Linked DNA regions of Homo sapiens: regions 2, 3, 4, 5, 6 and 7 are each linked to region 1. Evidence: chromatin loops called from intact Hi-C (ENCODE). Cell type or tissue: IMR-90. All regions are shown on one strand. Region 1 holds the start of LOC105375469 (a long non-coding RNA gene). Region 2 overlaps ST7 (suppression of tumorigenicity 7). Region 3 overlaps CFTR (CF transmembrane conductance regulator). Region 4 overlaps LOC105375468 (a long non-coding RNA gene). Region 5 overlaps ASZ1 (ankyrin repeat, SAM and basic leucine zipper domain containing 1). Region 6 has its middle 23 kb from the start of ST7. Region 7 overlaps WNT2 (Wnt family member 2).

What was found. Peaks named below come from ENCODE experiments on the same cell type or tissue, not always from the same donor. Only the 100,000 strongest peaks of a DNase experiment are listed, where the experiment ranks them.
Region 2: a loop joins it to region 1, with 6 times the contacts of the local background. A loop is called at or near these places in 7 of 110 quality-filtered maps.
Region 3: a loop joins it to region 1, with 2.5 times the contacts of the local background. A loop is called at or near these places in 4 of 110 quality-filtered maps.
Region 4: a loop joins it to region 1, with 11 times the contacts of the local background. A loop is called at or near these places in 61 of 110 quality-filtered maps.
Region 5: a loop joins it to region 1, with 9 times the contacts of the local background. A loop is called at or near these places in 27 of 110 quality-filtered maps.
Region 6: a loop joins it to region 1, with 9 times the contacts of the local background. A loop is called at or near these places in 3 of 110 quality-filtered maps.
Region 7: it touches region 1 in a loop (2.7-fold over the local background); 3 of 110 quality-filtered maps call a loop at or near these places.

What each region holds. Positions count from the first base shown.
Region 1 is chr7:117,713,615-117,717,614 of GRCh38, reverse strand. All of the region lies in intron 22 of CTTNBP2 (cortactin binding protein 2), which reads left to right. It overlaps LOC105375469 (a long non-coding RNA gene), which reads right to left and starts at 1,732. Exons shown (of 3, transcript XR_927902.3): 1 at 1,644-1,732. RefSeq lists a silencer at 3,408-3,933. In IMR-90, a CTCF peak has its summit at 1,624 (motif pointing right); a DNase peak (open chromatin) is centred at 1,654; H3K27ac peaks cover 133 bases.
Region 2 is chr7:117,211,163-117,215,162 of GRCh38, reverse strand. All of the region lies in intron 13 of ST7 (suppression of tumorigenicity 7), which reads right to left. Among named protein-coding and RNA genes, the nearest start is that of ST7-OT3, 30 kb to the right of the region's middle. In IMR-90, a CTCF peak has its summit at 1,972; a DNase peak (open chromatin) is centred at 1,982; H3K27ac peaks cover 906 bases.
Region 3 is chr7:117,586,804-117,590,803 of GRCh38, reverse strand. It overlaps CFTR (CF transmembrane conductance regulator), which reads right to left. Exons shown (of 27, transcript NM_000492.4): 12 at 2,971-3,065; 13 at 365-451. Among named protein-coding and RNA genes, the nearest start is that of CFTR-AS1, 24 kb to the right of the region's middle. RefSeq lists cis regulatory regions at 1,432, 1,522, 1,691, 1,904-1,922, 2,350-2,366 and 3 more and enhancers at 1,520-2,632, 1,514-3,027, 1,355-3,027. In IMR-90, no CTCF peak of the experiment used is centred here; a DNase peak (open chromatin) is centred at 2,263; H3K27ac peaks cover 292 bases.
Region 4 is chr7:117,456,965-117,460,964 of GRCh38, reverse strand. The region is part of intron 1 of LOC105375468 (a long non-coding RNA gene); the gene reads right to left. Among named protein-coding and RNA genes, the nearest start is that of CFTR, 21 kb to the left of the region's middle. RefSeq lists a cis regulatory region at 1,775-1,788. In IMR-90, a CTCF peak has its summit at 1,788 (motif pointing left); no DNase peak of the experiment used is centred here.
Region 5 is chr7:117,397,531-117,401,530 of GRCh38, reverse strand. All of the region lies in intron 4 of ASZ1 (ankyrin repeat, SAM and basic leucine zipper domain containing 1), which reads left to right. Among named protein-coding and RNA genes, the nearest start is that of ASZ1, 28 kb to the left of the region's middle. In IMR-90, CTCF peaks have their summits at 22 and 1,520 (motif pointing left); no DNase peak of the experiment used is centred here.
Region 6 is chr7:116,928,503-116,932,502 of GRCh38, reverse strand. No RefSeq gene overlaps it. Among named protein-coding and RNA genes, the nearest start is that of ST7, 23 kb to the left of the region's middle. RefSeq lists a silencer at 3,314-3,608. In IMR-90, a CTCF peak has its summit at 1,896 (motif pointing left); a DNase peak (open chromatin) is centred at 1,862.
Region 7 is chr7:117,310,743-117,314,742 of GRCh38, reverse strand. All of the region lies in intron 3 of WNT2 (Wnt family member 2), which reads left to right. The region is part of intron 1 of LOC105375467 (a long non-coding RNA gene); the gene reads right to left. Among named protein-coding and RNA genes, the nearest start is that of WNT2, 10 kb to the left of the region's middle. In IMR-90, a CTCF peak has its summit at 1,954; no DNase peak of the experiment used is centred here; H3K27ac peaks cover 539 bases.

The DNA.
Region 1 (4,000 bases):
GGTCAGTGTGTGGGTAATGTAGACAGAATGAATAAGTTGATTCACATCCAGGGCAGAACAGAGTAGGATGGTGCAAGATTTCATCATGCTACTTAGAATGGCCTGCAAATTTATGAATTGTGTATTTCCAGATCACAGAAAACAAAATTGTGGATGCGGGGGTACTAAGGTAACAAAACTGTCATCTTGGTTGTTCCTAAGGTTTCCTGCATTTTAGAAAATTAGAGTTAATTATAACAAAACAAAGCACTGAGTGATAACATAAAGGTCTTATACATTGCAAAAAAAAAAAATCTCAATTTTATTTCATCCTGACTTTCCATAACATGCATTACATTTCAATGAGACTTTAAAAATAAGTCTGAATGGCAACTAGAAGAACCAGGATTCCAGTAGACTTCCTTAACCTTTTGAAATAGCTTCCATGACTACAGCACTGCACCATTATCAGTTGGTTAATAAATGGCAAGAGCTGGCACAGCATGGTATTCCTGGGTGAGCAGAAACAATGAGAAATGTCTCACTCATTAGTTGTGAGGATGCAGACTTCACAGAAGCACTTTGTAATATATGGTTTGTTCACCAAACCATGTTGATTGATTGTAAGCCACCTTGGGAGTAGATGAGAACGGCAAAGACCTGTGTGTGGGTGGGAAGGTGGGGCGCAGAGAGCAGGATTATAAAGTAAGCATGGTGAGACTATTAAGTTATTAAGCTTTATCTGATCACCTAGCGGCACTGGGCCCCACAGCCCCGCTCCCTCACTGCTTCATTAAGTTTTGATCCTGGCTATTACATGTGGAACTATGTGAGCTGCATGCATTGGGAGAGCAGGTATGGGAGTGGGAATTTACACGGCTGGGGGCTCTAATACAAAATATTTAACATGATGTCCTGTGAAGAAAAGCATGGCTTTCAAGCTCACTCTATCATAATGTCTGCCTTTTTTTGTTCAACTGGGAACAATTTAGAAGCCCAGCAAAATTTGGAGGATGACCTAAGAAGGTGACCTGGAGTCAGCACTGAGCCTTCTGGTTGGAAAACAGTCTAGGGCCCATCCCTTTGCTATCTTTAAAGCCTCAACTCACTCCCCCTGTATTTATTGGCTTGCTCTGAGCTGTGCTTGACTGGACGCCAGTCTCTAGGACCCAAGAATTTAGGATTCCTTGTGGAACATCGTCAGTGGAAGGGGCCAGGAGGATCTTAGCAAGAGGAACAGTGAACCACCTTCCCCATAAGCCCAAATCACTTTCTTGTGTAAAAATAGAGAATGGCTGCTGCTTAAATGTCTAATAAAGAAACAAACATTGTCATACCCCTATTTCTCTGTCACATGACCATATTGAGTTGCTACAATAAGGTACTGTCCACAAAAAAAAAGTAGTACTGAAAGTCAAAGTTCTGGGCAGCTTTGTTTAAGATATTTTTTAAAGCGAGTCCTTTTATACTATCTGGGCTCTTATACAAAGAAAAAAAAACTATGTTATTGTTTAAATGTGCAATTTGATGTGGGAATTAGGACCGCTGCCTCCTAGTCTTCTCTCCCTTTGCCCACTGAAGACACTTATTTGGAGGGACTCTTCCCCAAGAGCTAGATGATGTTTTTCTCAGAAAGTGCCAGCAGAGGGCAAAGTGGTACTTACTGTTGGCAGCCTTCTGAAACCTTGACTGGCTGATGCCTTTTCTCTTCTCCTACTCAGCTGGTATTTCTGGGTTAGATGCCCAGTTTCTTCTGTTATCAGGAAGTATCTCCATTTAGAGGTAAGAGTTTCCTGGGTTAGTTGAAATCACTTTCTCCTTCATGGCCAGAAGGCTGGCAATGCCTCCATTGAAGAGGGGCCCTGCAACCATCATTATCTGTTGGAAAACAAAAATGAGTAAGTTATCTTTATTATTTGCAACAATATAACTCCTCACTGCTCTAACAGTAAGGGAGAGTAATTGGGTTTACTAATCAAGTGGCATTTAGCAGGCCTTCTGAATTAAAAACAAATATACATATTTAAATCAACAGGAAGAACAAATGTTAATAAATGTTTTCCTTTTATGTAAATCCAAACTAATCCTCTGAAAGGACAAGTTCACATCTTTGGTTGCATGATGAAATCCACTTGAGGCTTCTTTTTTTTTTTTTTTTTTAACTTCAGGGCCTGGACTCTAGTCTGAGGGGAAGCCTGGACAATGGGTTTTTTAAAGGTCCCTGGTGATTCTTACATGCATCCAGGGTTGAGACCCACTGTTCTAAAACATAGCCCTGATCTGTCATCTTCATTTTCCACCCATTTCTTTCTTTCCAAATATATCTTTAGAGGGATTGAGATGCCTTCATGTAGCTTTTCACATGTTCCTTTTTTACATGTAATTTACTACTTCCCTCTGTACTCCTCCCCATAGAACCTTCTCTCGTCACAGTCCTGTGCCTCTTTAAAGACTCACCCCCAATGCCACCTTCCCTACATGTTGTTCTTTTCCTCCTGCCCCTAACTTTCCCATCTAGAGGAATTACAATATCTTCTTAGCTTCTAGTAGATGCTGTGTATTGAATGAATTGCTCTGATTTACCAATTCTTTAAGGCTAAATAAAACTTACTTTAGGTCAGTGCCTTTCTACACAAATTAGTTTTTGAGTTTAACATGCACAGCAATATGGATAGTAAACGTTATACATTTAATACAGATAATTCGGGGGTTTTAGCCCAGGAAGCATTAAACACCTGTAACTCTCCTGCTCCTAAACTCCGCTGCCCCCTAGGCTTGACTTCCAGGGTGTCAGGAGCACTTTTCAGGCAGGATGCTGTGCATTGGTCACCTGCTCTATTCTTGCACTCCTGGCCTTGAATTGCTGTGGCTCACGCTAAGCCCAAGTGATTCTCCATGTTCTCATCCTAACTCCTTCCATTCTAGCCTCACACTTCCAGGGACTGACCAAACTACATGTTTTTAGTTGTTCTGGGTACTTCTCAGTACTTTATTTCATGTGGATATTTCCTGCCTCAGACCATGAAGGTACACTCCCCTCACCATCATGTTGCAGGTACAGAAACAGACTAGAACAGTGTATGTCTCCTTTCCTTCCTCTGGGCCATGGCATTAATTAACTCTGTAGATTTGACAATAATGGCAAAATTAAACAACTCCCCTCACCACCAGATTCTGTATAGCAACTAACTGTTATCCTTATTATAATGCCATATTTCATGTTTTCTGAATACTACGTATGTGTTGCATTTGCTGGTGTTTTAAACCAAATTACAAGTTCTAATTGGCCTTAGTAGGCCCATGACCAAGTCCCATTTTGCGGACTTAACAGTAATTTCTTGTTAGGAAAAATGAGATTGGATCCTGGTACCTGCACTGTTTTTACAGTTGTGACTATCACCATCCAACTCATGACAAGCAATGTAACTTCTCATTTTCTTTCTGGTAACTTGACAGCATAAGCATCTTTACAAAACAAAAGCAGAACATACTAAGCAGATTCGCCCTTAACATACCATCAAGTACACATGGAGGTGACGAGGATGGACTAGGATGTGTTCCCTCACCAGATGTAGCTCAGCCTTTTTCCAGGCTTCCTCGGACGTAGTTAAAACCGAGCCCATCTGTTTTTTGTTTTATCAGGAAGCTCTTGCCTTTCTAAGCTAGCTTCTTGCAGTCTAGACTTCTCTTTCCTTTCCCTGTAAATGCAGGTGGCCTGGACCCCAGATTTGTCCCCTCTTTATTCTCCATTACATATTTGTTGTTTCAGTGTTTTTATATTTTCCCAAACCACTAGCCAAGTATATATTAGAGTTACATTGCTGTTCCACTTAAGATTAGCTGAGTCTGAAAATCTGACCCCAAGAGATTTCACTTTGGTGATTTAGGGGTAGTTTAATGAACATGTTGTGTTGGGCTTTAAAGAATTAGGACTTTAACAGGGAAGTAAAGGAAAAATAGGATTTAAAGGGGATTGGAGCCAAACTTTAAAAGAACTTTAGTGACATGCCAGTTAGTGAGG
Region 2 (4,000 bases), 500 kb after region 1:
GGGAAAAACACTTTCCCTTAGTTGGATTAAATGATGTTCTACTCTGAAATTCTAGGGTCTTACAGCAGACTCACTAACTTCTTAGTGACCCTCACCACTCTAATACTCAGTTCCTACTGTCATGACAGATAGTGTGGATACAAGCATTACTATCTATCTATCTGATGTGAGGTGTGTGTGTGTGTATTTTTTGCTTATATACACTGTACACACACACACACACACACACACACACACACACACACACACACAAATGTTCTTCCCAAAGCATTTCAGATTCTTATTCATCTTGATCTCCTCAACCCAATGCCTGGCACAAAGGATGGACTCAATAAATATTTGTTGAATAAAGTAATGAATGAATAAACGCACAATCAAGAAGAGACAGAATATTCCTTTTTAAAAACTCAGGTGGACCCATATGATAGCCATTCACCGAGACGGAATAAAGGAAAGGAGCAAGTTGGTTCTACTGGGCAGTAGGTGGGGAACCATCATATGATATCTGGAGTCTGGCTATTAGGGTAAGTTAGCTATGACCAGCGACTTTAGCCTATCATTGCTTTCTCCGAAATTACAGAATTTAGCCTTAGATCTATGGGGGAGGGTGGTGGAATTTCTCTTTGGTAGTTCAAAAGGTGCCAGCCTTATGGAGGAAAGGTTTGGTTAGAGGAAATGCCCTAAGAACCACATCTTACAGTGAGCAGCATTTGCCATTAGGTTCAAAGAGAATAAATTAGAATCAGAATCTCATCCTACGCTTCAACAATGGGCCATTTTCCCCTCTCAAAGGAAATACTCTGCCTTAGTTCCCCTAAAAAACACCATCCTCAAATCTTATACATTATTTAGTGGATTCTTTGGGGCGGGGGGATCTCTAAAAAGAAAATAAAGAGTCTTACTTGGTCAAGTAGAAAAAAACGGAAACAAAGAAAGGCTAAGTGATTTACCCCATGGCAGACTAGCCTCCTGATATATAGAACTAGAAAATTAAAGTTCACAGTTGTGGTCGGCAGGCGACCCTGCTTTCTAAAATAAATACAGCCAAAACACAGCCTTGAAAAGATCAAGATAGGAAGGAGATAAAGTCACATCAGTATTAATACAGGTAAAACAGAAAATGTGCCATTTAAAATAGGGCCCCAGCAAAAATAAAAAATAAATAAATAAAATAGGGCCCCATAGGTGTAATACCCTAGTGAAGAAGACTCAGTTCAAACGAGACCCTTCGTTTCTATGTTTTTTATGTTCAACTCATACTTCCAGTGGTGCATGTATGTGAGGATCGCCAGAACAGTGTTTCAAATAAATGTGATTCAGATAAGGTGGCAGCTATGTAATGAACTGGAAACATATTATAAAATCTTGTAAATTAAAACTCTTGCCCTTTCTTAATTATCTTGACTTTGAGGAACGTATTGTGTAATTTCAGGGGCTGGGACAGTGATGAATCAAACATTTTGGAAACCTTTGAAATGCTGATGTATTTGTGGTTGAGGATTCAGTTTTGTTTTTTTTTTTAAAACCACCATATGTTTCAAACCCAAACAATCTCTGCCATGCATCAGCTGGACTTCGGGGGTTTTATCAAAAATGGGAGGTTTTTTTTCAGCTTGATTGGTGGAAAACTCACTTAAGTCCACTAATTAAGGATGGCTAATGTTCCAACATAACAAATTCATTAAAAAGCAAAACAAAATACACCTCCACCCCTACTCCCAGAGAACACTTTTGACAGAAACTAAGAATTTGTTTTAAATCTCCCAAAATAAATTTACTAATAATCATTTTAAACATGGAACCCAGTAAAATTAGGTACTGTTACCTTCTTCCCTGAATTTTCTTTCTAATGAAAAAGGGAAGTTGGAAGGGAGTTGGGGAATGGTCCTAAATTTCAGAATGAAGATAAAAATGATTCAAAGGAGAAAAACCTAAACTATGAGGCTGGAGATGTCAAAAGGCACCACCAAGTGGTACAATGGTGGAAGTGCAGCCTCCTTTGCTCCTGCACAGGCTTCCTATGCATGGCCAGCGGACCTGAGAGGGAGCTGCGGCAACTTTCCTGAAGTCACCAATCTGGGGTGGGTGGGGTATGGCATTCAGTATCATCAGTGCTTCACAGTTTCTAAAAATTACTAAAGTTAAGTAAATGCTACTATAAGTAGCTGAGTCAGAATTCTAATCCAGGTCATCTGATGGAAAATCCAGAGCTCTGAACCTCCATTTAATTTATAATGAACATAGATCCAGAAGCGATGTCAAAAGACTGGATAAGATTGTCTGGGTTTGGAGGGGTAATTCTTTCTTCTAAATTGCATGATATTTACAGCTTTGTTTTTTTAAAAGACCAAAAACATCTGTAATGAGATATTATTTTTTAAATATATGTGTATACATATGTGTATATATACATATGCATATTTATGCTTGTTGAAAATTTAAAAACAGAAATATGAAGAAAAAAGAAATTACTTAAAATCCACAATTGAGTGGTAATCACTTAAAACAGGCTTATTTACTTCCAGTCTCTTTCATTTATTTATACATACCTGTTATTTATTTTATAAAATTGGTCTCATTCGATATTTAAAATGTTTAAGTCAATATTAAACAACAAAATATAATTTTATATAGGATGATTAACTTTCTAAACACTATAGAGAGATCAGGTGTAATAAATACACCCTATGCTGTAAGTAGTGATGTAAATTTCAATTGTGGGCTTCCAAACAAATGTTTCAGAGATGATTAATCTTCGTATTCTTAATCTGTTGTTCAGTACAGTGAAGGAAAAGTGACCTTGGGTTTACATCCTGGCTCCCCAACAGTGGCCACAGGACCTTCAACAAGACACCGATCTCAATGAACCTGTTTCCTCTCTTGAAAAATTGAGATGGCCACCTCTGTCCGGCCTAACTCAGAATATTATCAGGAAGAGTGAATGATGTAAATGCAAAACCTCTGTAAATTACCTAGTTAAACAAACACTCTTCAAGGTTCGTGGCATTCTCAAGCATTTAGCATATAGTAAGCACTTCCACAGTCCTCTTTTCTAAAATTGAATGTTATGGCTCTCTGTGAAAACTGAATGGCAGTGTAAGTGACTTTGGCTGGGATCACAGTTACCTGATTTTCACAAACACTTCTCCAGAGTGGTTCCTGCCTATCTGTAAGGATCAACTGCAGAATTTTCCTTTCCTATAGGTACCTGGCCATACTGTGTTATGCCTGAAAACCCACCCCCTCTTTTTATCCTAATAAAGCATTCTGCCAATTTAATTTGAGAAAATTAAATCCCCATACAACTATTCTGCTTGACTTTGTAGCTCCCTGTTTCACTTCATGTTTCTTTTAATCTCATTATCCTTCCAGTTGATCAGATCATCTCCCCACTGTTATCTGACCACATGGATAACTAATTTCCAAAGAGAGTTTCCAGTTACTCTTCATAGGATTTTTATTTTTTCTATGGTGATGCCATTTTTCTATGGTGATACCATGTCTTTATCACCCTTTGCCCCACCCCTTTTTTGGGTCCTTTCTATGGGACAGGTAACTTTCTTTTCTATGAGACCCAATGGATGCTTCTATTATTATTTCTAAGATGCCAATCTACAAAAATTTGGTAAGCCAACTTGTCCATTTAATTTCTCCACAACTGACACTAGGTGAGGCCTCTCCCGTTCAACCCTGCTGGGCTTTTCTGTCTCTTTCTCATGCTTAAATAAACATGTATTGTGTTTCCTTTCTGATAGAACATCTTACATACAACAGGAAGCACAAGCCAGAAGGAATCATGACCATGCTCACACACACCCTGAGTGGAGAGTGGTGTGTCTTAACCCATTTAAATACAGTTGCTGGTGCCACGCAGGCACCTGGAGTGTGCTATTACACTTACTGAGGAGGGGCGGAGGCACTGATAAAATCCTCCTTCAAGTTATAAATAGTAATCTATAGAAGCAGAACTACTGCTAATTTGCTAAAGAAATATTTTCAA
Region 3 (4,000 bases), 130 kb after region 1:
GAGAAGACAGAATAAAATACTAACACAAAAAGTAAATAAAAATGTTAAGTATAATAATAATTAAAGTAATATATATCACAAGGCAATGATACTGCAAAAACTACATAGATAGCAATTGCTATAACAGTATAGCAATGAGAGAAACTGGTTTAGCATGAGGCGGTGAGAAAAGGTTTTAATGGAAGTAATCTTGAATCCTGGCCCAGTAGGGCAGATCAGATTTGAGTTAATACCATGCTACATTCTGCCATACCAACAATGGTGAACATATTTCTCAAGAGGTAAAATGCAATCTATGATGGGACAGTCTGTCTTTCTTTTATTTTAGCATGAGCATTATAAGTAAGGTATTCAAAGAACATACCTTTCAAATATTTCTTTTTCTGTTAAAACATCTAGGTATCCAAAAGGAGAGTCTAATAAATACAAATCAGCATCTTTGTATACTGCTCTAAAAAGAAAATGGAAATTAAATTACATTTCCTCTCTATTTCCTGGTCATCTAGTGTAGATGATTTGCCTTAAACAGTTCACTACATGCATTACAATATGGTCACCACATCGATTCACTGAAATAACACTATTCTCAAAAGTGGTGCAGAAGTAGCACTTTTATACATGTTTTTACTATGGTAGATTATTTTAAATGAGGAATAAAGGAATAAGTTGCAGAAGATTTTTATCACTTTTCACAACATTCCAAGAACTGCTGAAGTGATTTTGCTAACTGTAAGTGGCATAAACTAGCAAAAGTCACAAACTGAACTGTACCATAGCATACACTTTAAAATATTACCTTAAAAAATATTTTAACAATAGTATCTATTTAGAGGCAAGTACCATGCTATGTGCTCAAAATACAATGGCAAAAATTATACAGTTCCTGCCCTTGAAGATGTTGGGTTTTGGTGAGGACACCAAAAAGAAAATAAACTATTCCAAACTGTAAAATGTCAGAGACAGCTAATAAATTACATTACTTATGTGAAATTATTTTTAAAATGTTTTTCTAAGTGTTAACCACTATCAACAAATTGATAGCAGTGCTGCCACAACTGTATAATTGATATTGCATTTTGTTCCTTGTAGTTTCAGTCTCTATATCATATTCATAAAAGTTCCAAATAAGGAAAGTATGAGTAAGTCACAACAAAATGTATATCCATATTATTTTACTATTTAGCTAAAATATGAAACCATAAGCAAGTAAAATCTACATTGAGTTGACCTTAGAACAGTAATAAAGATGAAGACACAGTTCCCATATTAATAGAAATGAGATAATTTCTTCATAACATTTAAATTTTTCAGGTGTGATTGATAGTAACCTTACTTATATCTCAAGTACATAGGATTCTCTGTTTATACATGTAATTGTTGGTACTTCTGTAATAAAGAAAATTGTATTCAGCACACAATTAAGAAATTTTTAAAGCCAATTTAAAAATTTTTTTAAAAACCAATGGCAAAACTTTAAAAGTCTAAAACAACCTTTATAGTGTAACTTATTTTTGAAGACAGTATGCAAGAGCTACATAATGGATCCCATCAAAATGTACACAGTTTCTTCCCCACACTCTGTTCTTAATTCTCTCCCTCACATCTATGACAAGTTTCTTATGAGATTAGAAATAAGAAATTCATCATCCAAAACTGGACAACACATTACACATTCTGATCAGAATAAGAACAGACAATTATTTTTAGTTCCTCAAAGTGTGTGCACCTTACAGCAAAACCAAATCTTAAACTGATAACACAAACTCAGTTCTATGTTGGATGTCTAGAAGCCATATACTCTATCTTATCTAAATTTGTGGAATTCTTAGAATAAGTCTTACTTTGGCTCACAGATAAAAACAATCAACTTCCATTTATTTAGAAGCCTGTGAATTATCCGTATCTATTGATTTATTGCCTTACAGTGTATTTCCAAGATCAAAGCATGGTTTAATGTAAAGAATCAAAAGGACCTGGTTCAAACTGTGACTCTACCATTTTCCTGTATGGCTTTTGGCAAGTTAACATCTAACAGCCTCAATTATCTTATGATCTCTTCTGTAAAGCAGGGAGAACAATTCTTACTTTGCAGAGCTGTAAGGGGATTACATACACACAAAAGTACACACATGACTAGAATACTACCAGGCAATTGCAGGTGCTCAGTTAGGGTTAGTTTCCTGTCTCAGCTTTTGGAAAGCAACAGAAAGTAAGGGAAAGGAGCCAAAACATCAATGAGTCAATGTGATTTCTTGTTAACGACTTTGGCAACAAAGTGAGAAGAATTTTGTTCAGATAAAGCTTGAGAAACATTTGACATCAGAGTCACCAATAATTGTTTAAACTGAAAGTTACAGTTTAACCACAAAGCTCTCTCCTTGACATACATTATCTATATTTACATCTCTTTGACAGCTTTAAAATGCTTGGACCAAGAGTGTTTCTACTAAGGGACCTCCTCCCCCAACAATGTTAATGCATTTGTCCTGTTTATTTTAAATATTATAGATTTTAAGCCAAGTGACATCATTTGCCTTCCTATTTTGTTATGAAAATTATGATGAAAAATTTTGAAAATGTATGTTTATCTATACCAAGAAGCCTAAAGCTGGTGTGTACATTGGAGTGGCAGGGTCTATGATGGAACTAACAGATATTTACATCTTCTCTGTCCAGTATTATGCAGAATCCTAGAGTTTTCCATTTGTAGTAAACTATACTATGAGGCAAACAAATACACTGACACCAAGATACGGGCACAGATTCTGAGTAACCATAATCTCTACCAAATCTGGATACTATACCATTATTTATAGTTCTTAAATGTGATTCTTAACCCACTAGCCATAAAACCCCAGGATTTTTTCAATTCCAGAAACAGAATATAAAGCAATAGAGAAATGTCTGTAATTTTTTTACATGAATGACATTTACAGCAAATGCTTGCTAGACCAATAATTAGTTATTCACCTTGCTAAAGAAATTCTTGCTCGTTGACCTCCACTCAGTGTGATTCCACCTTCTCCAAGAACTATATTGTCTTTCTCTGCAAACTTGGAGATGTCCTATTACCAAAAATAGAAAATTAGAGAGTCACTTTTAGTATGCTCAATCTGAATTTGAAAGGCACATCTTCCTTCTAATGTAATCATATATCACACTATTGCTTTAACCACAGTTGAAATTTTGAACATTGCATCTCCATTATTTCAAATGCAATTTATTTAGTTGGTCAAAAACAACATTGCTGAAATTTTAGATGTAAATTTTTCTGTAATTTTTAAAATGTCATGAATGATCATTAAATAATAATTATAAAATACCAAAAATTAAAATATGTGTATATTTATGGGTATATAAATATGTGTAGATCATCCATAGGTCCATTTTACAAATTCAAATGTTATCAACATACTAAAATGTACTTTTCTCCAATTTAAGTTCACTCTTTTCAAAAGAAATCTCCCAAAATGAACAAACCTCCTAAGAAGAGAAACTAAAAGAACATTATTCACACCCCTGCAGGATCTAAGTATCTTCACTGGGCTTCCATGGGTCCAAGGCAATTCCTTTCCATGCTTCTGTCACCTATCCTCCCAACTAAAACAGCTTTCTTCCTCGTCCATCCTCAGCACCTCATTCTCACGACCTCTCTCCATTCATTCTGCCCCTCCTGTCATCCTTTCTCCCAGGTAATGAATATTTCTGTGGTAACAATCATTCTAGGCATTGTAAAAGAAGACTGGAATTTATGCAAAATAGTCCTTGACTCCTAGGCATTGTATGTCTAATTTAGAAGGTAAGTCATAATCCTGGAGAAAGCTAAATACTATCCCAAAGATTTAACTAACCATTTTAAGATAGTTTATAAAACAGTTCACAATTAATTGGCAAATTAATTTTGTACATAACAGAAGTATACAATAGATAGAATACCCTAGAGGCTTTCAAACCGATGGGATTTGGTCTGAGACTTCAAGAATGCGAAGAGTTAGATAGG
Region 4 (4,000 bases), 260 kb after region 1:
AAACCATCATTCTGAGCAAACTGTCGCAAGGACAGAAAACCAAACACCGCATGTTCTCATTCATAGGTGGGAATTGAACAATGAGAACACTTGGACACAGGATGGGGAACATCACACACCATGGCCTGTCGTGGGGTTGGGGGAGTGGGGAGGGATAGCATTAGGAGATATACCTAATGTAAATGACGAGTTAATGGGCACACCAACATGGCACATGTATACATATGTAACAAACCTGCACGTTGTGCACATGTACCCTACAACTTAAAGTATAATAATAATAATAATAAATAAATTAAATTAAACTAAATAAAAAGAAAGACAAAGGGCCTCTGACAGGCAGAGATGACTGAGAAAGATATGAGTAGAAAGGGACATACTTTTGAAATCGCACTGTTTGCATGGTTTGTGAAAAGCAGAGGAAGGAGTAAATGTGGAAAATCAGATTGAGACCTTGTTCAGAGTCTGAAATGGCAGAAAAGAAGTCCCACACCTACTATCATTGGCAAAAGGGAGTTAGTATGGGGTTTTGAGTAAGGAAATAACATCAACGTGTTGCATTTTAGAAAGAAAAAAGTAGAATAAATACACATGGTGGCCTAGTGGAAAAGGAAGACATCGTATGGGCAATCAGTAAAGAGGCTGTCACAGCAACCCTAGGCCTGAAGCTTCATCACTCTGCCTAATTGGAAGAATTTCCTTTTTGCTTAGTCCCGGGGATCCTTTCTTTGTTTTCTTCCCTACACCTATGTTCTAAGCTATAATAACTATAAGCTTGTATTCATTAGGTGACCTGAGGAAGTTCATTTTTGTCCAGTATTTGGAAATATTCCTTAGTATGACCAAGGGGAGTCCTAATACATAACCTTGCTTGACAGTTAAAAAAAGATTCTTAAAGATGAGGTAATCAATAAGCAAAGGAAAGAAGTAATTTCTAGTACTTGGAATAAGCAATATGGGGATTTATCTTCCCAGGAATTACTCAATCTCTCTCCACTACTGTACTTCCAGAACAATGCCATTATTCAAGCTGAACAGGCAAAAATCCAGGTTGCCACCTGACTTTTGATTTAACAAAGGTTACATGCAAGCTGTTCTGAACTGTTGAATTACATAGTTTATCACATCATCTAATGTTTTGAAAAAGATGTTTTATTATTAATTAAATTTAAAGTTTCAAGAGAAAATATCCTAATATACTTACTAAAACTATATTTAAACATTCCTGTAAGGTATATTATTGAAAAAAAAAAAAAAAAAAAAAAACTCCATCACATCCCATTTGAGTTTCCTTCAGTTATGTTTATAAGATACATTACTTGATTAATAAAACTGAAAACCATGCTTAACAACTCTGCATGTTGAAGGAAATGACCAAATGGCTATATTAAGATGTCTATGGAAAACATTCACATAAACTTACCCATAATTGAATTAGAAAACCATAAAAGGAAAAAGTCTAATTAATTGAATTACCCAAAATAAAAGGGGACATTTTTATCACTTCAAAATATAAAGAATATTCAGACTTTTCAAGTCTGAATTTATAATTGGTTTATAAACAATTAAAAATTCAAAGTACAAATTTCATTGGAGATTCATTAAACCAAATATATGTAAGAAATTAAAATTTATACTTAGATCAATTATTTTCAAAATAGCATAACTAAAGAGAAAACAAAATAGCTCACTTTGTAAATGTATCAGAGAAGTGTTTTAAATAGTTGAATAGAGGACGAGATACTTTTATAGTATTTTCTTCTCTCTTCCTTACCTGCCCTCTGCTGGTGAAAAGAGAAAAGTGAAAAGTAAAGAAGCTTCAAACAACATCCCGGAAAAGCACACTTTTATACAAAAAAAATTTAGTGTTATAACATTTTTCATTATACCAGATTAATTTGCCATCATATTATCCCACCACTCTTCTTGGAAGCAATATTCATACATTAAATGTTGCCTGTGAGTTAGGATTGGCGTAAAAAAAATTAGGAGGCTTTGGAAATATTTCACTATTTTAACAAAGTTTAGGTAAATGACCATGCTAAAATAAGAGTACAAACATCTAACAGACATCTAAAAATATTATGAAAGATATTTTATGTCATTTCTTTCTTTTTTTCTTTTTTGAAACTGAGTCTCACTCTTTGTTGCCCAGGCTGAAGTGCAGTGGCGCGATCTCGGCTCAGTGCGACCTCCGCCTCCTGCGTTCAAGCGATTCTCCTGTCTCAGCCTCCCGAGGAGCTGGGATTACGGGTGCCCACCACGATGGCTGGCTAATTTTTGTATTCTTAGTAGAGATGGGGTTTCACCACGTTGGCCAGGCTGGTCTCAAACTCCTGACCTCAGGTGGTCCACCCACCTTGGCCTCCCAAAGTGCTGGGATTACAGGCGTGAGGCACTGCGCCCAGCCATTTTATGTCATTTCTATCTTTACATTCTTATTGACCAAATAAGCATGGACTAGATGTGAGTTCCATTAGCACTAGTCATAATTGACTGAATGACCATGTCCAAAAGGGTCTAATGGATCACTGTGAGCCAAGATAGAAGTTAATAAGGATGGTCTACAGGGCTTCATCTTTAGTCCTCCCTGACCAACATTTTCACCAATGTTGAATATAAAATTAAGTAAATCCCAATCCATAAAGATTTCAACAGACTGGAAATTGAACAAATTGTACCAAAATAAAACAGGAATTACTACATAGGTTCAAAATTTGCACAAGCATGAGGTTTGTAGTGGTACCATTTGTGAAAGAGACTCTGATATTTCAGTTAGCAGCAAACTCAAGAGTAAAGTGGGATGCAAATATCAAAAAATTGATAATAATTTATATCTTAGGTGCTTGATATGTGCCAAACCTACGTTGAGCAGTTCATATATGTTCTAAAACCCCAGTCTAAAACAAATTTGGATCAGTGATTGACTCATTTACTGCCCAGCTGTCATGCTAAAAAAGGAATGAGCTAGAATTCTTTTACTGGGGGAGAAGGATTAGGAAATGACTGTCTGTGTATTTTTCAGATTGTCCCAATACAAAACTTAATTTGTTACGTGCAGCATAAGTTTCAGTATTTTTATATTGTGCTTATTATAAAAGTACAGACTCACCGATTACACAATATGGCAGCCCTACATTTTAGGTAACTGGAACTTTTAGACCCACCTAGGGCCAATTTTTCCTTCTAAAGTTAATTTTTTTGAAATTTAATATACATACAGAAAAGTATACAATTCATATATATATATGAGCTATATATGTATATATGAGTCATATATACATATATATAGAGACAGATACATAGATATACATCTCAACAAACTTTTACAAAGTGAATACATCCAAGTAGCTACCACTAGATCAAGAAATAGAGTATAAAATCAGCAAAACAGAAGCCTCCCTCCCATCATCTTTCAATAATTATCTCCTCCCAGAAGAAACTATTCTGACTTCTACCACTATCAATTTGTTTTGCATGTTTTTGAATTTCAGGTAAGTGAAATTGCAGTATGTACTATCTAGTGTCTGGCTTCTGTCACTAAATTTGTGTTTGTGGGATTCATTCATGTTATTGTATATAAAGGTAGTTATTTCCTTACTACATAGTGTTCCATTGTATGTGTACTCTTGATAAATATATCATCCTACTGTCAATGAATATTTGGATTGTTTTGTTTTTGCATCTTAAGGAATATGCAAGGAGGAAAAAATCTGTGTCATAGGATTTGCATATGTTCAATTTTAGTAAATATTTCCATCATTTTCCAAAATGTTAGTACCAATTCATAATTTACAATCTACCAAGAGCATATGGGAGTTCTAGTTGTTCCACCTCTAAGACAATACTATGTATTATCAGGGATTTTGTTTTAATGTCAGTCATTGTGGTAAGTAGAAGTATTTTGTAGTTTAAAATTATATTTTCTGATAATTAATAATTTTGAGTACATTTTCATATGTTTATTGGCCAACTGAATGTATTCATTTGTGAAGTACCA
Region 5 (4,000 bases), 320 kb after region 1:
AACATAGTGCCATCCCTATTGGAGCCAGTAGGGGTCCAGCACAACAAGTCAGCTGTTACTCTTATTGTTGATTCTTTGAAGGTATTAGATTTTATCCTCTGGTTGTTTTTAATATTTTCTGTTGGTCTTTTTTTTTAAAAAAAAAAAAACAGCTTTGCTATGATATCCCTATGTATAGTGGGGTTTTGTTTTTGTCCCACAGGAATTCTTAAATCTGTTGTTTGATGTATTTCATTAGTTTGGGAAACTTTTCAGGCAGTATGTCTTAAGATACTGCTTTTTCTTCATTCTCTCTCCTCTCCAATTGAGATTTAAACCATTACATCTATATCCCATTTGTTTCTTAACACTCTTTTCTTCCTTTATCTTCTCCATATTCACACTGGGTATTTTCTTTTGGTCTATCTTCCAGGCCATTAATTCTCTTCTGTAGCTAATCCACTATTAAACCCATCTATTAGCTTTTCGATTTCATTAATCTTGTTTCTTAGTTCTACAATTTACGATGCCTGGTAGCTTTTGGTTGAATGCTGGATATTATATAAAACTTTGGTACAGGTCTGTTTGCTTCCAGAAAATATTTAATTTTCTTCTGACTGATAGTTGGAATAAGGGCAGATCACGTCAATTAAATCAAGGATTAAGATGGTTCAAGGCTGGATTTCAGGATCAGTTTATTTCCTGTATTTTCCACAGTCTCAATTCAAACTTGGGGTGTTTATCTGAGCCACTCTCCCTTTGAGGATCATGAATGCCAATTTTTATTTCCTCTGCTATTTGTGGGAATGCTCAAAGCCCTCTTAGCATCTAGTTTTAGCTTGGTGGTTGTAGTCTTCTTCAGCCCCTGAAAATACTTTGAAGGCAGAAGTCCGACAGAAGATCACTTCTCTGCAGGGTCACCTTTCTGTTACTCCCCTTTTTCCAGATTCTTGATTCTTGAAGTTCTCAGTGCTTTAGTAGACCTGAACTCCAGTTTTTGTGTTGGAGTTCCCCATCACCATAAGAAGGCCTAAAGTTACTGCTTTCTGCTAATGCTACCCATTAGCACTTGCCAATGCTAATTGGCAAATGTCTAAAAGCAAAAAGTGGAAGAGGATATAAAACTCAATTCACCAAATGCTGCTTTTCTCTCCAGGAGCTTGGCTTCTCCTGTTCTGGCAACCTTGGTTTTTCTACTGTGTCTCCAGGCATATTTGTATTTTATCAGCTTTTACAGTCTTTTTCAGTGGGAGGTTTGATCTAACAAAACTTTTCTGATAGCTGGAAATGGATATCTAATTCCTAGCATTTTATCATTGTCGAAATTTCCTTTATCATAGTTGTTTCATTAATCTCTCAACTATAAACTGAGTGTATTAAGCAGATTAAAAAGATTAGATAATACCGAACTATATGCAAAAATATGACATGAAGACCAACCATTTTACCCCAGTACAGAGACGTGACAAATACATCATTGTGAAAATATATTATTTTTCTGTCAGATTGAGTTTTGCTTTCTGCTTTTCTTTGAATGCCCTCTAGTGGAAATTTTATTGAAATGAAATAACCAGAAATTGAGACTAACAAAAGGTTCTGTATCATCCAGAAATAAAGTTTAATTATGGGTACATCATGTACGTAAACTTTATTCTTTTTAACCAACTTTTATTTTTTTAAGTTTTATTGAAATACAATTACATATTGTAAAGCTTAAAGTGTAGAATTCAATGGTTTAAGTATATTTACGGCATTCTGAAACCATCACCATTATCTAATTTTGGAACAATTTTATCATTCCCCAAAGAAACTTAATATGCATTGGCTGTCATTGATTCCCACCCAAACCTCCCAGCCCCCACCCCTTAGCAACCACTAATCTACCTTATAACTCTATAGGTTCGCCTGTTCTGGACACTTTACATGTAGCCAACTCTTGAATGTAAAAAATTTTGAGGAAGCCTGGTAGATGAAGAAAAAAAATCACTTAATGTCATTGATTTTTAAAATTGGTTTCTGTTACACAATTAATACATGCTAAACGCTAAGAGTTAGAAGATGAAAGACTCAGTCCTTGTGTCAAGAATTTGACAGTACGGAAGAGATTCCAAGGCTATAGGCATTTACAATATAGGAAGATTAGAGGTAGTAGAAAGTGTCTCTAGGAACAAAAACTGGGAAAACTTAACTGAGATGCAGATGACAAGTGAAACCTTCCTAGAGGTTCATTCCTCAAACTTAGTTGTTTTTTATTGTTTGGTTTTTGGGGTTTTTGTTTTGTTTTGTATTTTTTTAGCATTTAGTTTCAGCTTCGTTCAGTTTTGAGACACAGTCTTGCTCTGTGCCCAGGGTGGAGTGCAATGGTGTGATCCTGGCTCACTGCAGCCTCGACCTCCTGGGCTCAGGCCATCCTCCTGCCTCAGCCTCCTAAGGAGCTTGGACTACAGGTGCATACCACCATGCCTGGCTAATTTTTTAAATTTTTTGTAAAGACAGAGTCTCACTATGTTGCCCAGTCTGGTTTCGAACTCCTGGGCTCACATGATCCTCCTGCCTTGACCTCCCAAAATGCTGATACTACAGGTTTGAGCCACTGCGCCCAGCCTCAAACTTAGTTTTGAAGGATAAGTAGGAGTTAGCCAACTGAAGATCATAAAAATGAATATTCAGTTTAGAGGTAGGTGCACGTGCAAGTGGAGAAGGAGGAAAGAGCCTGTTTCATTTAGGCAGTTGTAAACAGTGTATCTAGAAATATTTTAACCAGCTCATGAGATATTAGAGTAGAAAGTGGGTCAGAATTGATGCACTTTGGCAGAGGCTAGATAGTAACCTGTGTAATCCTACTGAGAGATACGAATTTTTATCATGAAAGCTATTGAATAATTTAAGAATAATGAACATACTAGTATTTTGTAAAGGTTATTCTGACAGCAGATGGAGGATAAATTGGAATCAAGAAATCCAGTTAAAAGATTATTGCAAGAGCAACTAAACAGTGTTTCATCAGCACTATACCTGCCAGTATGTATAGAGATACTTCTCTCTTTTATAGTGGCTGTACAATATTCCACTGTATGGATGTGATATCTTAATCCAGTATTTCATTGAAGAACACTTGGATTGTTTCCATTTTTTTAGTTTCACAAAAAAATACTTCAGTGAACATCTTTGGCAACTTGAATAGATTTTTTGATAGAACACATCTCTAAAGTGGAGCTGCTGAGACAAAGGTAGATGTGTATTTATAATTGTGATAGTGTTATGGGAAGATAGGCCTTGAGCGTGAGACATCCAGGTTCTTGGCGTGTTGAACAGAGTTGAGCAAAATGCACAAAGTAAGAAAGGTACGAAACAGCGAAAGTAGGGATATATTGAAGCGAGATAGCACTCCATAGGATAGGAGTGTTTTAAGCAGATTAAAAAAGATCAGATAATACTGAACTGTATATAAAAATATGACATGAAGACCAACCATTTTACCTTTAGTACAGAGAAACAAAAATACATCATTTGTGGTTCAGGGGCCCTGCTCACAAGGTTTTCTGGGGTTTAAGTACCCTTTTTGAGGTCCCTATTGGCTACCCACTATGTGGATGAAGGATTTGGCCTGTGGCCGATTAATAGCTGAGGTGAGTTCGCCTGTGGACAACCAGAGGCCAGAGTGGACTGGCACCCTATGCAGATAAAGGGATAGCCCATGCTTGGCCCACAGCCAATCCATGGCACTTTCCCTTTCCACCTGAGACTTAGTGGAACAGAGAGGCTTGTAGGGGGAGTAGCCTCTGATCCTTTGTTACTAGGCTGTGGAGAGATGGGGATTTTTCTTTTGATCCTGCTTTAGGAAGTTAGCATGAATTGGCCTTATGTTCTCTGCCTTCAGACCCAGGTGTTTTCCTCCAGCTTTAGGAAATTAGCACGAATTGGCCTTAAATTCCCTGCCTTCAGACCCTATTCTCCAGCCTCAATAGGTGTTACCAAATCGTCTTCTGAAAAAATTGAAAACATTTACACTATCTCCAAC
Region 6 (4,000 bases), 790 kb after region 1:
TGTAATCCCAGCTGCTCGAGAGACTGAGGCAGGAGAATCGCTTGAACCCAGTAGGTGGAGGCTGCAGTGAGCCGAGATGGCGCCACTGCACTCATGCCTAAGCGACAGAGTAAGACTCTGTCTCAAATAGAAAAAAAAAAAAAAAGAAAGAAAGAAAAGAAAAAAGAAAGAGAGCTCAAAAAATTCTAACTAGAGAGTTCGGTCAAGGTGAGAATCTTTGCGAATTTGGCCCATGGGCCATACATAGATTGTTGACCCTAGTTTAAGCCACTGTTAGGTGCTGAAAGTGCAACTGAGTGCACAAGAGTAAGGGGGAAGGGGCAGGACCCTCCACATCAGCCAGCTGTCTTGTTTTATCTGCCATTCTTTCTACCTTTACCCTGAGAAGGCCATTTAGAGACCTCATTAGCAAGGATGTGAGGGGTTTTAAGCAGGAAAGGAAAACGACAAGACTTGCATTATAAAAAGATACTCTTAGGCCAGAGCGGTGGCTCAGGCCTGTAATCCCAGCACTTTGGGAGGCCAAGGTGGGTGGATCGCTTCAGGCCAGGAGTTTGAGACCAGCCTGGCCAATGTGACGAAACCTCCTCTATTTTGTAAAAATTAGCCTGGCGTGGTGGTGCATGGAGGTAATCCCAGCTACTCGGGAGGCTGAAGCAGGAGAATCGCTTGAACCCGTGAGGCGGAGGTTGCAGTGAGCCGAGATTGCACCACTGCACTCCAGCCTGGGCAACAGAGCGAGACTCTGCCTCAAAAAAAAAAAAAAAAAAAAAAAAAAAAAGAAAAGAAAAAGAAATAAAATAATTAAATAAAAATCAAAATCACTCCTCTGTAACTAGATAGGAAATGGATTGGAGGGAAATGAGAGTAGATGCCGAACAAATGAACAAAAAAGTTAGATTATTCCCACAGTCTAGGCAGTTTGTATTAGGGTGATAGCACTAGGAATAGAGAGAAGTGGACTTACTTGAGATGTATTTTGGAAGTAAAATGGACAGAACTCGCTGTCAATTGAATGTGGTTAGTGAAAGAAAGAAAGGAATTGAGAGAAATGCCAAGAGTTCTGGCTGATTCAGCCAAGCCCACCGCCGCCTCGGCCTTTGCAGAAGCTGGTTCCTTGTGGGGAATACTGTCCCCCGCGTTTTCTGACTCCTGCTTCCTTCTCATCTTGGTTTTCATGCCATCTCTTTACAGAGGACTTTACCCTATTTTCTTTATACCTTTATCCCTATCTGGCATTTTTTGCTGTTGTTGACTTATGTAGTGCCTCTCTCTCTCTCTCTAGTGACTAAGGCCCTTTTCACTGTCTAATTCACTGCTGTGTTTATCAAGTACCTAGAATAGTGTCTGCAACCAGGAAGAGTTGGAGGAAAGTTTGTTAAAAGACGAGTTGTGCTGAAAATAATTTAACAGTGGAGGTCTGAAACAGTTTTTTTGTGTGAAATCTGTGAACATTATTCAGGTCAAGAGATAGTGGATTATAGGGGCCATGAACTCTAATTGTATGAAGACTGCGTGTTGTGAGAGAAGACAGAGAGAAAAATGGCAATGTGCAGACACGAATGCACTTTTCTGAGAAAAGAGATCATAGCTCGCTTCACATTTGCAGATGAGTCCCTAACTTCAAAGACAGCCAAGAATCCTTGTGTTCTTGGCTTGAATATAGTCAAACTTTTCTACAAGTGTTAGCCGGTAATAAATACCCTAACTTATCACTATTTCCGCTTCCTAAAGTTTCTTTTCCAGACCAGCAGTGCCCTTCTGCTGAGTAATAGCCGAACCTTGAGCAGCGGAGATGCTCCAAGGGATGGGACACAGGATGTCCTGGACTCGTTTCTCCGCGCGGCATCTACCTATACTGCGATTAGCTTGAAATGGGAACAGTGCCACCTGCTGGCGCCTCTTGGAAACTGCAGTCTTGTCCATTCCTGTCGTTAATTTCGGAAACAGGATCTCATCCCACTCAAACACATGCTCAGAAACACAAACCATTTTCCCTTTTAAGCAGAATTTTTAAACACTAAGCGAGACACATAATGATAACATCTCTGAACACAAAAGATGCCAAACACAAAATTAAAAGATAAAAGGCAGGCCTGGTGCGACGGCTCACACCTGCAATCCCAGCACTTTGGGAGGCCAGGGAGGGAGGATTGCTTGAACCCAGGGGTTTGAGACCAGCCTGGGCAACATGGCGAGACCCTGTCTCTGTGAAAAATAAAAATAGCCGGGTGTGGTGGCGCGAGTCTGTAGTCCTAGCTACTCAGGAGGCTGAGGCAGGACGATCACTTGAACCCAGGAATTTGAGGCTGCAGTGAGCTATGATCGTGCCACTGCACTCCAGCCTGGCAACAAAGCGAGATTCCAGAGAGAGACAGAGCGCGAGCAGATGGAGAGAGAAAAAAAGTTTGCAACCATTTCTAAGGGGCTCTCCCATGAATATTCTTCTGTAGAATATTTAACATATTCTGTGGCCAGAATATATTAAATGTGTGGGGAGGAAAAATCTGTCAGTCTTTTCCTTTATGATTTCTGAGTTTTGTTGACTTTACAGGAAGGTTTTTCTGTAACTCATTATTAGTTCCAAAATGTTCACTATTTGGTTTGGCCAGATCTTCAAGCCCATATGATTTTTTTTTTTTTTTTTAAATATCAGACAGGATGAGGTGCAGAGTGAGCACCTAAGTTTTTTTTTTTTTTTTGAGACGGCGTCTCGCACTGTTGCCCGGGCTGGAGTGCAGTGGCGCAATCTCCGCTCACTGCAACCTCCCAGGTTCAAGCGATTCTCCTTGCCTCAGCCTCCCAAGTAGCTGGGATTACAGGTGCCTGCTGCCACGCCCGGCTAAGTTTTTTGTATTTTTAGTAGAGATGTGGTTTCACTATGCTGGCCAGGCCAGGCTGATCTCGAACTCCTGACCTCATGATCCGCCCGCCTCAGCCTCCCGAAGTACTGGGATTACAGGCATGAGCCACCGCTCCTGGCTGAGGATCTAAGTTTTAAGATTAGGTTAAGCTGCAGATGACAACAAACAAAATAGCAGAGGCTTAAACAAGATAGAAGTTTGTTTCTCAGGTAAAAAGCCAGGTACATGATTTGAGCTGGTATTGTGTTTCAAAGTGTGAGGGAGAGTGTTCAGTTCCATTTGTGCCTAGACCTGATGGCTCAAGACGGTGGCATCAGAGTTTCAAAGAGCAGGATGGAGGAAGAGAGAATAAAAGGGGAGTACACAGGTTCTGACCCTGAGGGCAAATCCCAGGAGTTGCCCTACAACGCTTTCATTTATCCCATTAGCCAGAACTTAGTCACATAACTAAAAATAAATATTGAAGGGGCAACCACCAATTTCCACCACAGATTACCGCCTTTGATTTATGTGAACACATCCTTCTAGTTACACACAGAGTAGTATATTTACCCCCCCCCCAAGGACCCATCCCTCACTACAGTCAGCTCCAAGTCCAAGATAGCAGGGTGAATACACAATTCTCATCACCAAAAACAAATGCATCTCATCGTCCAGCAAACTATAAATTAGAAGATGTTAAGTGCCCTAACACTCTTAATATACAACGTAGGAACAGAATAATTGCAATTCAGAAATGAAACAAGGTTTCCCTACTCTGGTAGTGGTTTTATGGCTTAGTTCATGAGGTAGCCCCTGATTCCGCTCTCTGAGGAAAACTCCTTGTGCGTCATTCCCAGGGAAGGTTCTTCATTGTCCATTATCTTTCCTGGCTATGACTGGGGCTGCACAGCTTTCAGAGTTCACTGTTGTTGATTAGGGTGGCCACACATAGCAGTTTGTCCAGAATAGTTCCTATTTACACCTGTTATTTCAATGTAATAATTAAGAGCTCTCCATTCTCTCAAAAATATTGCAGTTTGGCTAACACATTACATAATTGCTCTATTCCAAAATTCAATTCACAAGGAACTGCCAACAACCACATAAGCTTGGAAGAGGAATCCAAGCCTCAGATGAGATTGCAGCCTCAGACA
Region 7 (4,000 bases), 400 kb after region 1:
ACATAGCAATGTTACACTGAATGCTTATATCTAAGGGATATAAAGATTAGACCCAGAGCATCTTTTCTTACATGTATCATGAAAACAACTCATCAAGCATGGTTTGTTGGCTTCTTCTAGATTTAGGGATGCCCTCTTTGGGAACCTGACCCAAGTCTCACTCATAAAAGCCCCACCTTGTTGTTTCTGGTGCTGGATAAGTAAGTGGACCAGGAGAAGACATGATCCTCAGAGGGTATTCTGGCCCCTTCTCCTCTAGACCTGACTAACTTCCTGGGCTCCAGTCAGTGTACACCCTTTAACCATCATTTGTTAAATGAGGAAACTGAAGCCCTCAAGGTACTCAAGGTCACAAGGAAGTTAGTAGAAAGGACTAGAAAGTTAGGTTTCAACACGTAGTCCAGGGGTGCTTTACCCTAGGATTAAACCATTTCAATGCCAATGTTCAGACCCACTGATGACCCATGTCTTTTGGTATGGTGGTATGACCAGAATAACTAGAGAATTTAATGCTGTACTTGATGCTTTTGTGTGGAAAGCATTAACTGGCTGGGTGAATCAAATATTTGTTCAGAACTATTCTAGAATAATCTAATTGCCAATAGGAAGAGGTAACGATAATTTGTCTTTTATCAACACAACATAAAAATGTGTTTGATATTAATATATAAAGAAAGATAAGCATAAAATTGAAAGGTCCCTGGGGGGGCTTTAATAGGAAAAATAATAGAAAAGAATGGATGAAAACCCCTTTACTAGGCTCCTGGAGAGAACAAATCTCATTTAAAGGAAGTTAGAAGGAAAGAACTCTTGCTTAGCACATGGTATAACATGAGTGTGACCTGAACTGTTTACAAATAGTACCTTTCTTGAACTTTAAAAATCAACATTCCTAATTTTCATGAATTTATGAACTTACAGTCACTACTGCCAAGAAAATAGACTATGGTTGTGCAATCCTACAACTATTGGTAATTACTGTTTGTGCAATGATTTGGATAAAAAAATTTACACTGACCTTTGTCCTAACATTGATAGTACATGTATAAGTTATAAAGTGTGGTGACTTTGATAGGAGTGTGCTGCTTAATTGTTCAAACAGGGTATATAGTTAGATTTCTCTATTTGGAAAGATAAAAGATATTGTATCCAAAAGAACATTGACTTATCAAAATAAATGTTAATTTCACTAAATAGGTCATTAGATATTGAATGTTTCAACTCTTCAAGACAATAGATCATAGCTATTATATTTTAGGCCCTGAATAAACACAACTTTTAATGTAAATCACATGATTCTTCACCGTGTAGAGGTGAACAGCTGTCAGGCCTCAGATATTCTCCTGCCTGCTCTGCAAAACTTAGGAGGCTACTTTTGATTGGAATAAAAGTGCACACACTGACTTTTTAAAATGTGGCTTTAATTAATGGTGGGTGGGCAGACTTTTTCAAGGAGATGCATGATGTCAGTGAATATGAACTTTAATGAGAGTAAATGTATTGAGATAAACATGCGTCTCTAATTCTCTTCTTGCGGTCATTAGACCCCCAGTCTCTACTCCCCCTTTGTACTAGCAGAAGGTCTGTGGAATCAAAATGAGAACAGCCTGGGCTTGTTTGAAGGCAGGCCTCCTGAGCTAAGCCTCCAACTGGCTTGGCTCTAAGGCTCTAGAAAGCCCCCACCTCCCAGGGCTGACGGTAACATCAGTCCACTTTTTTTCTTCTTCTTTGTGCTTTTCAGCATTTTCCAAATTGGCCAATATGAACATCTACTTTTTAAACTGGGAGGGGTAGGGGAGAGCAATATATTTCATTTTTTTAAAAACCATCTATTCTAAGATTGCTCTGTTTAGCTAATGTTAAAAGTCAGAATTCATCACTGCCATTCATAACGGGCCTTAATTTTTCCCCAATATTTGAACAATTTATTTATTATAGCAGTTGGTTAGAGCACCCTCATGTGTCTCTGTACTGTAATGTCATTTTAGATCCTCTGTGCTATATCATTTAATCATAGTTTCAGCAGAATTCATAATGATTTCTTTCTTTCATGTTTACTTAAATGCTCATCCTTGATTGAGTCTAGTTTTCCACCTCCAATTAGGACTATGAATAAGTACTAAAAAGATAAGCCTGTCTTGTTCAAAACAAATATTCTATCAGGAAGGAAATTCTATAGCATCCTTCAGCAGCTCTGTTTAGGTCTAAAGAAACCATGCTATAAAAACTTCCAAATTACATTTTAAGATAGTTTTAGGTAAATTACATGCAAAAGGTCAATATCTGCCATTTATTTCCTTTGATGAGCTTGCAAACAAGCACCTTTTAAATTTGTCCACTCTTCCAGCCTGGGCAACATGATGAAACCCTGTCTCTACAGAAAAATATAAAAAATTAGCCAGGTGTGGCAGTTCTACTACCACAGCTATTCAGCTACTATTCCCAGCTATACTCAAGAGGCTGAGGTGGGAGGATCATGTGAGCCAGGGAGGCTGAGGCTGCAGTGAGTCTTGATCACACCACAGCATTCCAGCCTGGGTGACAGCACGAGACCCTGTCTCAAAAAAAACAAAACAAACAAACAAACAAACAAAAAAGTTAGTTCACTCTTTCTTCTAAGATGAAATAATGAAATAATCACAACTTCTTTAAATGTTCCTAAGGGAATCTGTATGAAAATAACTCATGTTTCCAGTCTTACTGCCCTTCCATCACTCTGAAAGTTTCTATAAGAGTAGGAATTTCCATAAGAATAAGAGGAATTCCATGAAAATACTTTCCCTAAAAGGTGCCTCTAACTTAAAAATAGAAAAGAACATGGGACTTCAAATCAGATGCACCTTTGTTTTAATCTTACAATACCAGTGGCTTTGCTCATTGAATCTCGGTTTTTCTCATGTATGGAAGGGCATTTTGTGGTGCTACGGGAAGACAAGTGTAAGGCAGATAGCACAGAACCTGGCATGTAATAGATGCTTAATAAAAGTTCCTTTCCCTTTTGTGAAGTTAAGATTATTTGTAACTCAGGTAACAGAGCTAGGCAGAAGTCCATCCAGCTGGAATTATTATTTAGGATTCAATCTGATCACTCCATCTATCTATAGAGTCATCTTCTATTCAGTTAACATACTAATAAAACCAAGCATATAGTATTTTTTAATTGATAAAATACTGTCAAATGTTTTATAATTTGATATTTCCAAAACCCCTGTAGGAATAAAAAATAGTATTCATATTTCTACTTTTCAGATGAGCAACTGGGCCTGAGAGGGATGGAGAGACTAAAGCAGGGTCATAGAATCATGAAGTACTAGATCCTGGGAGTTCACATCCGCTCCTGTTCTCCCATGTGCCCTTGTCTACATTTCCATATTGCTTTTGTTGAGAATTTCTGAGAAAAGAAACAATATTTCTATATGTACGGGGGAAAAACCAGCAGCTACTACCTTTGGAAGGTAGTTTACTGATGATTTTTTTTCTTTGTGTGTGTCTTCACACATTTTCTAAAATGAATGTGTATCGGTTTTTAACGACAAGGAAAAGTGGTTTTAAGTGCTGAAAACCTAACTGCCAGTCATCGTGAGCACACCCAAACCAATTTAGCCTTCTTTTTGGAGGATTCGCAGAATTTCAACAAACAGCACTGCAACTTTCAGAGCTCTGTTCTTGTATTTTGGGACTAACTTTGGTTCAACAGTTATTTTATTAAGGAATTACTTTGGGAAAGGCATCAGTTTTGGTACTAAATCAATGTGGAAAAGAATAAAACAAAGCAGCCCCTGACCATAAGAAACTAAATTTTAGTCAAGGAGAAAAGAGTAATACAATTGCAAGGCAGGCAATGCTATGTGGTATAATAACATAATCAGCCACAGGGCCAGTTAGCTGAGGAGATAATGGTTGTATCATAAAAAGAACTGGGTGTTTGAGCTGGAGATAAAAGATTTCCCATGGTTGAGATATGGAAAGCACTTTCCAGGATGAAGGGACTTCAAGACAA